Regions from separate parts of the Homo sapiens genome. Here regions 1 and 3 are each linked to region 2. Evidence: chromatin contacts called from ENCODE Hi-C or POLR2A ChIA-PET data. All regions are on one chromosome and are shown on one strand. Each heading gives the region's core, a stretch centred on a gene start or an enhancer-like site at or near the end of the contact. The rest is flanking DNA. Distances are from core to core; before and after follow the strand shown.

Evidence for each region. Hi-C counts contacts between places; a loop is a spot of excess contacts on that map. ChIA-PET counts read pairs that join two places held with the same protein, here RNA polymerase II (POLR2A). Pooled maps may share reads with other maps.
Region 1: a loop to region 2 is called in a map of sigmoid colon, with 6 times the contacts of the local background. The contact joins the enhancer-like site here to the promoter of LINC01614 in region 2. A Hi-C loop is called at or near these places in 4 of 168 maps with a recorded cell type or tissue (Caco-2, endothelial cell of umbilical vein, prostate gland and 1 more) and 3 of 50 pooled maps. POLR2A ChIA-PET finds 5 or more read pairs at or near these places in 4 of 52 experiments (CD4-positive, alpha-beta T cell, Caco-2, HepG2 and 1 more).
Region 3: a loop to region 2 is called in a pooled map, with 2.4 times the contacts of the local background. The contact joins the enhancer-like site here to the promoter of LINC01614 in region 2. A Hi-C loop is called at or near these places in 5 of 168 maps with a recorded cell type or tissue (CD14-positive monocyte, Caco-2, PC-3 and 2 more) and 3 of 50 pooled maps. POLR2A ChIA-PET finds 5 or more read pairs at or near these places in 5 of 52 experiments (A673, AG04450, HepG2 and 2 more).

Annotation. Positions count from the first base shown.
Region 1 is chr2:215,623,007-215,626,026 of GRCh38, forward strand. It overlaps LINC00607 (long intergenic non-protein coding RNA 607), which reads right to left. Exons shown (of 10, transcript NR_037195.1): 6 at 1,106-1,229. All of the region lies in intron 2 of LOC102724861 (a long non-coding RNA gene), which reads left to right. Among named protein-coding and RNA genes, the nearest start is that of LINC01614, 94 kb to the right of the region's middle. Within about 2 kb of position 1,530, at least 10 of the 41 ENCODE cell types and tissues checked have a DNase peak (open chromatin) inside an H3K27ac peak, as active enhancers do.
Region 2 is chr2:215,716,623-215,719,665 of GRCh38, forward strand. It overlaps LINC01614 (long intergenic non-protein coding RNA 1614), which reads left to right and starts at 1,421. Exons shown (of 2, transcript NR_132383.1): 1 at 1,421-1,640; 2 at 2,375-3,043. The region is part of intron 5 of LINC00607 (long intergenic non-protein coding RNA 607); the gene reads right to left.
Region 3 is chr2:215,783,039-215,785,944 of GRCh38, forward strand. The region is part of intron 1 of LINC00607 (long intergenic non-protein coding RNA 607); the gene reads right to left. Among named protein-coding and RNA genes, the nearest start is that of LINC00607, 59 kb to the right of the region's middle. Within about 2 kb of position 1,418, at least 3 of the 41 ENCODE cell types and tissues checked have a DNase peak (open chromatin) inside an H3K27ac peak, as active enhancers do; they include A673, where a contact is called at or near this core.

The DNA.
Region 1 (3,020 bases), core at 280-2,779, 94 kb before region 2:
TATTGTTTGCCTGTGATTATGGCCTACAGCTGTAACCACGATTTCCAGCTGACTTGTCAGCAGTTCAGCCTAATTGCAGGCAAAAGGACTCAGCATAATGTAGGTAGGGACCACGTAAGGTGCTCTATACAATCACACAGCCCTGGGCTCCAATCCCGGCTATAGCTCTGTGACTCTGAACAGGTTACTTACTCTCTGAGCCCTTTAGTATACGTGTCTGTAATATCGGAATAAAAATATAGACTTCACTATATTGTCATGGAATTAAGTAAGGTGAGGTATGTAAAGGGTGTGGGAAAGAGGAGGCCCTATAAACAGTACAAATTCATTCCACTTTTGATTAGCTTCCTCTCTCTCCCAGTAGTAACAGAGGCTGCAAGATACAGAGGAAAATGGAAAACGCATCTTTGTTGGGATGCCCTGTTCACTCTTTCTGTCCCACCTCTTTTATATTCTCTTGCTATGGGAGGGCTGAAGGCCTCAGGATGAATGAGGGAAAATGAAGATGAAAACATGTTCTTAAGCGAAAACTTTTAAGAGAAGCAACAATACTTTCCTTGAATTCAAATTTTAAAAATCATAAATAGGCTTTGTATATTCTTTTTTTTTTTCTTTTTTTTTTGAGATGCAGTCTTGCTCTGTCACCCAGGCTAGAGTGCAGTGTTGCAATCTCGGCTCACTGCAACCTCCGCCTCCTAGGTTTGACTGATGCTCCTGCCTCAGCCTCCCGAGTAGCTGGGATTACAGGTGCCTGCCACCATGCCGGGCTAATTTTTTTGTATTTTTAGTAGAGACGGGGTTTTACCATATTGGCCAGGCTCGTCTCGAACTCCTGACCTCATGATCTGCCTGCCTCGGCCTCCCAAGTGCTGGGATTACAGGTGTGAGCCACCGCACCTGGCCAGCCTTTGTATATTTTTATCACTTATATTTGAATACTGTCCAAACAAACTTCCCAGATAAAAGTTCTAAGTTTAAGCTTTGGAAATGTGTTGCTGTGGCCACTTATACTCAAAGAAAAGAGAGGACGAGGGAGGGGGAAGGAAGGAAAGTACTCTGGATCCAAAAGTTCAGGGTAGTTTTACAACACTTTGACAACACTTACTTGCCTGGTCACAGCATTTGCTTTCTCTTACCAGCAGTTTCTTCAAGTTCATGGCATTGCACGTGGAGTGGCAGGACTTATGGAGCGGTTTTGATGCGATATGATACTCTGCCTTAAAACAACTCTAGAGAAAGACACAGGAGACACAAATGAAGTGAATAGACATGCCCTTTAATTAGCATATATTCAAAGACCTGTCATGATGGGGCGATATACTAGGACCTTCAGTTTAACATTACTTAAGTGGGTAAAATGTGCAGAGGAAATTTCTTTGGCCCCAGAGTCTATCTGTCATATACATTTGCTGGGTCCAGCTGTATTTCCTAAATGCTGAACATATCGTTCTGGCTGTTTATATTCTTGGCATCCAGCACTGCTGTGCATTCCCAAGCGCCAGAGAGCACGGAGCGCAGCAGTAGCTTTCCCTAAAAGGCCTGTAAAGCCATGACTAGTTTATTCTCTCAAGGATCCAAGGTACTTGTTAAAGCACAAGATCTGTTGCAACTGACGTGGCTCTGAATTAAATGTGTCGCAACACATTCTTAGGGAGACAGAGTTCCTTTGACTAACAGCCTCCATGTTTGTCAAAACTACTGTAAGCCAAAGGTTAGCAGCAGCATCTGGCAGCACAAAACCAAGTCTACAAAGCTAAAGTAAGCACTAGGCCAGTGAGTCCAATGCCTGCTACAGCTTACTCTCTCCACTGCTCGGTCTGGGTATGAATTTACAGACTACACTGGGTGCATAAAAACAGAGCAGAAACCTGGGTGATTCTTTTACTCCCAGAGAGAGATGCCCAACTCTGTTTTGGAACAGGCAATGTGGTGGATTTTCAAAAACATTTGTTTTCATTGATTATATATTTTAAATGAAAAAAATGACATTTTTAGGTAGCTCAGTTTAAGATATTCAAAATCTCATAGAGGCAGAAACATTAAAAAGGGCTGGGGGAGGGATAGCATTAGGAGAAATACCTAATGTAAGTGACAAGTTAATGGGTGCAGCAGACCAACATGGCACGTGTATACCTATGTAACAAACCTGCACGTTGTGCACATGTACCCCAGAGCTTAAAGTATAATGAAAAAAATAATTAATTAAAAATTTAAACAAAAAAGTAAGTCTAAGATCAAATGGCACAGGAATGCAGTGGAGGGACTTAACCCAGGCTGAGACAGGAGGGGAGGCAATGGTGGCACCATGGGGCTGCTACCAGTTTCCCTGGAACCCCAGATAACTCTGCAATCCGAATAACTGGACATACAGCATCCAGCTTGTTTACACACCTTCACTTTGAGCCACTGGGGGATGGGCAGATTGGTACACAGGTTTTCTAGAGGAGGCCTAAATTAAGGTTTAGAGTGCAAACTGAAACAAATGGGGAGGTGTCACTCTTATAAAGGTTAGAATCCAGCTTTCACTTGAGGCCGAATACTTCTGATGTCTCAGCTTTATGTGTGTTTAACACAGTAGGTATCAAAGCATCTGATATTTCAAAATGCACTTGTGGCCTACCTCTGACTCTGACCTAAAGAGGGAATGAAATAATTTGTAAGCATGGCAGATCAAGGAAAAAGAGAATTTGTTCTAGCAAAAGTCTTTAAAAGGTGATACCTTTGGATATGGAAGTTTCACTTAAAGAATTTTATTTCAAGTGAATACTTAAGAGAATATTTAGTTACAAGTATATCCATCACTGTTTTGTTTTCTTCTTGAAAGAAAGGAAAAACAGGAAGCCATCTAAATATTTGTCCAACAGTAACACATTATATGGTACAGTCCTATAATAGAATAATTTACAGTCTTTAAAAAGTGATTTTATAGAATAATATGAAAAAATGGAATGACATTGTTCAGAAAAAAAAAGCAAATTGAGAGTCATGCTATGAAAGACACTACAAAGAGGGTAAAATGA
Region 2 (3,043 bases), core at 171-2,670:
TTGGACAGTCAAAAGAAGTAATTTAACTTCCACTTTTTTCAAAAAACATGAAAACTCAACACTCCCATCACTGATGCAGGGAACTACGTAAAAACTTTGTCCTCTTCTGAATTGAAAGATATCATAGTAAAACTAATGCCCAATGTCCAAGATGTTGCTCCTTGATATTTAAAGTTCATGGGTCATTCTAGCAAAATTGATGCCATATAGTCTTGATTTGTATATTTTAAAATTTTATCACTGTGTTGCTTTCTCAACAATTACTTGATATTCAAGTTTTTTTTTCATTTTGCTTAAATAAGTAGATGAAGTCTTTCCCCCTTAAAAATAGGAAGGCAAGCGAGGCCAGGACTAGGTGTCCTTGGACACCAAATGCTGGAATGGCGTCACACATAGATGGCAAATAGGGTTTTAGTATGGCCAAGTTGACTATTTCCACTTGTGTTCCAGCTGCCATGCCACACCACCTCACCTCTGCCCATCCGCCCCCAGATCTTCGGTGGTGGTGAGCGGGAAGAAGGCTGATCTCATGTGTCTACCAGAGATGTTACTCATAAACGCCCTCATAATTCCCAGATGCTCTCATACTTTCTATGGGATAATACACTATGTCTCTTTTGAGCCAACACCCTAATTCTGCAAATGATATTCACTGGTGCCTTGAGCAGGAGGCAAAGGGGCCCACAAAATTCTCTCATAAGACCAAGACATTAGGTCCAGGAGGAGCAAACCTGCCTTCCAGCCAAACACTCAGACCACCTCACACTCAGTAGAGTCTGAGAAATCATCTTGAGGAGCTCAGGTGGAAGACGCTTCCCTTGTTAAAAAATAAAGCACACAGAAAAACCTTCAAAACTCTTGTTAATATGATGTGGATCAAGATCTATAGCAGATGAATAAGGAAAGAACTGGCCTAGTGCTGCCAAATTCTTTCTAAAACTGGGATTCTTTTCAGTTCTGGGGCAGATAGAGTTGCATTGGAAGAGAATTTGACCTATTGAAAAATAACAGTTTTATGATGCTTTCCTATAAGTCTAGACTAGCAAGTGGGCCAGTTCTAAAAATGTCCTTGTATTTATGCCTTAAGAGATATTCATCTACATCGTAGGGTTTTTGGAACAAAGAGAACGGTTTCCTTTTTCTATAAAGTTTGGCGTCATTATTATTTTGAAAGATAACCATGCTCACCCATTGCCAAATGACGGCTGAGTTATGCTCTCTCTATATTTTTTAAAGAATTCGCTTTTGAAAAGAAGGTGGAGGTGGCTGGGGAGGAGAGGGTAATCCACGTCCTGTCACTCACTCCCTTCCAGGCTGTGAGAAAGTTGTGGGCCTGGGAACTTACAGTTTGTTTTCTATAATTCCATCTGGTTTGAGACCAAAAAGGACATATTTGTGGAGAACAGACCACAGTCTGAGAGGGAAAAGGGCTGAGGGGGTAGAGGTATAAAAATCAGATAGCTCAGCACTTCGCTCCAAAGGAGCTGAAGGAGAGAGGATTCCACTGCGTGTATGTTTTCTCTTTCACGTCTCACTTTTGTTCTCTGCCATCAGGAAATGCAGTAGACATTTGTCACCAGCAGCTCTTTGGAGACTTCAATGTTCCTTCCTCCCAGGATCCGAAAGGGGACTTCAGACACGTAAGAGTCATATTTTGCAAACCAGCAGAATTTTTGTGCAGTGTTTATCAGACAAGTGAGAGGCTGTGAAGGCAGACTTTGGGAAATAGTTTTAACAGTTCATAAATCAGATGTAATTGAAAAGGAGAGGATCTCCTTTTTGAGAGCCATGAAAACCTTTCTTTTGTAATCTCCTTACTGGGGCAGAATTGTAATGTGTACAAGGGCCGGGGGTCTAATGAAGTCAGGTTGCCTTGGGTCACTCAAGGTAATTTGTTTTTTTTCTGGCCAAATCATGAAACAGAACTGCATTCTGCTCCCTGTTACATTTATATGATAGCATCTCTTTTGATATTGTCAAGTGTGTTATGCCAGGTTGCATAGCATTACCGATAACAAAATTCTTTGGAAAATTGTTTTTTTTTTTTTTTTTTTCACACACCAAATAGCAGCAGCTGAAATCAGTTGGAGTTCTTGGCTGGCCAGGAAGTAAAAAGTGCTTTTCATATAAAATTCCTAAGAAACCCTAGAAACATGATGCAAAGCATTTGTACCCCTTTTACTTTCAAACTAGTAGAATTTATGTGACTTTTGAAAATTATATTTGTTATACTGATAAAAATGCAGTTTCATATGAAGAGTAGGAGACCCTAAAGGGACTTGCCTAAGATTTTCATTTGAATTTAGTACATTATGAGTTGTCATAGTATAAGAGGATTGGAGGTTTGGAGGATTGATAGTGTTCTTAACTTCAGGGAGAATCTAAGACACCAGGAGCTCAGAAGAATGGAGTCTCAAGACATCAGGCAAATACCGAAGAGATCAGAGCCAAGTTCTAAAGGGCAGCCATTTCCCAAATGTCAACCAAGAGCGAAGCCAAGAGAATTATGATTTCCTGGCTATACAATGACAGGAAAAGCTTGATCAAAGCTGGAGTGCAAGTTAAAAAGTGTAAGGTACTCAAGTGCTAGGGTCTGTGTCCAAGCCCAATCAATTGATCATTAGTTGTTTTTAACTTCAACGTTTCTTTTGCAACAGCACCTCTTCCTTAAAGTAGCAATCTTAGCAGACTGCCACCTTACATGATGCATCTTATTCTCCAAGGACAATGAAGACTGAACTATCGCACATTACCTAAGAAAGATGGGAATTGACATGCACATCACAATTGTATACACAACAGAAATTATTGAATCATGAGATATACATTCCGGTGTGTGACAGATTGGCACATGACATAATCTGGGTTCTTTATAGACTCAGTTGTTTTGGGGCGATCTAGATTATCAAGAGAAGAGCCTTCATGCTTAGCTTTATCTTGTACCAACCACCAGGGCCCTTGCTTCTGAGCAGGAAGCAGCTGGGGAATAGGCTCTTTCTCTTAATGACTTCCAACATAGTTCTCTCAAACCTTACTCCTCCAG
Region 3 (2,906 bases), core at 168-2,667, 66 kb after region 2:
TTAACTGAACTTTGATAGGATGTTTCACCCGGAAGAGTTTAGAATCCCACTAGTCTAGATTCAAACCATGGGCAACCCTGCGTCTCCACAACCTAAGACATAGGGAGGGCTCAATGTTCAGAAGCACAATGCTCTACCTCCCCTCCCAGGATGGGAAAGGAAAAGCTTTCATTTGCAAGACAGGGTCAGGGGTGTTGGGAGAAAAGAACAGAAAGAAATGAGTATTCATATTAAAAATGTAACCCTTGGCCATGCTACCTCTGGGAGACCCTGATATTAAACTGATCTAGGCAAGATGAGAGCAAAACTCCATCTACCCAAAGCCTGCATACAACTTTGTGCTCCCATAACCTATTTGGCTGCTCTGCCACAGTGTTTATTACGCTGCATTATGTAAGCCTGTCTCCCCATTAGACTGCACAGGAACTAGAGCAAAATGGACACTCAATAAATGTGAAGTAAATGAAGAAATGTGCAAATTCGGCTGGGTGCGGTAGCTCACACCTGTAATCCCAGCACTTTGGGAGGCCGAGGCGGGCGGATCACGAGATCAGGAGATCAAGACCATCCTGGCCAACATGGTGAAACCCTGTCTCTACTAAAATACAAAAAATTAGCCAGGCGTGGTGGTGTACGCCTGTAGTCCCAGCTACTCAGGAGGCTGAGGCAGTGGAATCGCTTGAACCGAGGAGGCAGAGGTTGCAGTGAGCCGAGATCACGCCACTGTACTCCAGCCTGGGGACAGAGCAAGATTCTGTCTCAAAAGAAAAAAAAAAAAGAAATGCGCAAATTCACAAGATCTCACAACAGAAGAGCTGCAACATCACACTTAAACTCCTGACCTGTTGTATGGAGTCATTGATTTAATTGCTGTGCTGCATTTTAGTTTGAGTCCATACTTTCCATATAAACATTTAATCATCCATCCATCCATCCATCATTTATTCATTCATTCATTCACACTGAATGCATTTTTTGAGTGTCTACCATGTGCAAGCCACTATGCTAGTCTCTAGGAAACTGAGAGCAAGCCAAAACAGGACATGCTGAGGACACCAGAGCAAGATTTTCCCCTATATTTTTCACAAAGTTGAAATAAAAAAGAAGAAAAAAATACAGAAATAAGTTAAATAATGAATAGTAGCTGCCAGAGAAAAGACTGGAGATATGCTCAAGGGAGAAAAAAAATGTCTTTCAAAGGTGATTGGAAAAGAAAGGCATTGGCAACACAGGGAAAAAAAAACAAAACAAAAAAAAAAAACAAGGAAAGACATTCTAGAAGGCAGGGAGTTATAAAATAGATCCTTAGTAGTGAGAAGAAATAAGTCTGCCAGTGCATTCTTATATTGCTACGGGCAAAGAAAAAGGGTGCCTGACTTGTCTGCATATTCTCTGAGAAAGTCCAGCTGTTCTCTGGAAAGCAGAATGCCTGCCTCTGGAGTGGAGCTGAGCCTTGCAAACTGATTAAAAAAACATGTACGGTCAGAGAATAAACACAAAGCTCAAGGATGTCTTGCTGTGTGCACTTTATGGGCACAGAGTACTGCTGCTCCTTTAATATAAAGCTATTATCCACAGTTGCTGACTCATGTTCCTAAATTCCACAAATGTCTTCCATTTTGTAGCACGCTCCTAACAGGCTTTCTATCCTTCCTGTGGATATCTCATCTGAGTTTGAGAGTGAGGATCCCAAAAGGAAGAATCCCAAGGGGAGTGTCCAGAGAGCAAGTGTTCCAAGAGAACCAGCCAGAGGCTGCATGTCGTTTTATGATCTAGCCTCAGAAATCACACAGTGTCACTTCTACCATACTCTATGGGTTCAAATGGGCACAAACCCACTGAGAGTCGAGGGAAAAGGACATAGACCCCACTTAAAGACAAGAGGTATGTGAAAGAATTTGAGGCCATATATTAAAACCAACATACTCACCAACTTTTTTTTTTTTTTTTAAATAGAGGACCTGATGCCTGGAGCTGCAGCAGCCATCTTGTAACCATCAGGAAAAACTCGAGAGAATCCCAGAGACACGAGTGCTGGCAATATGGAGCTAATGAACCAATCAGAAAACTGCTACCTCCAGACTTTTGAAGACGTGAGAAAAATTAACTCAATATTTGCTCTAGCCATTTTTAGATGCATTTGTTACTTGCAGGCGAAAGCCCTTCTAACTGATACACTACCTCCAGAGACAAGTAGTATAGACTCAGAATGTCATTAACAGATCTGGACGTGAAGGAGGCATAGAAATATAGAAATAAGATAGTGTTTCAGTCTTTCGTTACTGAGTTTCCATCAGTTCTGGCTAAGTCTCAGAGAATTTCAGAATGCTGCATAATTAGAACTAATTGACAAATTTTCCGTATAAAACTCATATAAAAATGCATTATTCCTAAAAATTGGTGAAGCCCTTCATGCCTACAAAGCACTTCCTGGTCTTCAGCCCCACAACTGGCATAGTTGATTTATACTCTTATTCCCATTCAGTCACAAGCCCCAGCAGTTCAGGAAATAAAGACATTTGTCTCTTCCAAGAAATTATACCCTTAGAAAACAAACCCTGGAAGAAGCACTGAGATTTCAGAAGGATGAAGAAAAGTCAAGAACTCCTCCAAATGTAAAAGTGAGGAAAAGCTCAAAAGCAATGGGTACCTGCTTCTTCCTACAGTGGGTGCCATCCCTATTCTGTCTAGAACACAGACACACACACACACACACACACACACACACACACACACACAGAGTCTGCTCCAAGAGTTGTTTTCTGAGCTCACCTGCCTGAGTTTGCCGAATCATCTATTTAACTCACGGGGCTAAGCACATTACCTCTTGCAATATGTGCTCATTGTATGTGTAAATGAAGTTCAGGAAAGAAATTAACTCATCATTCAGAGAACAGTTCTCCATA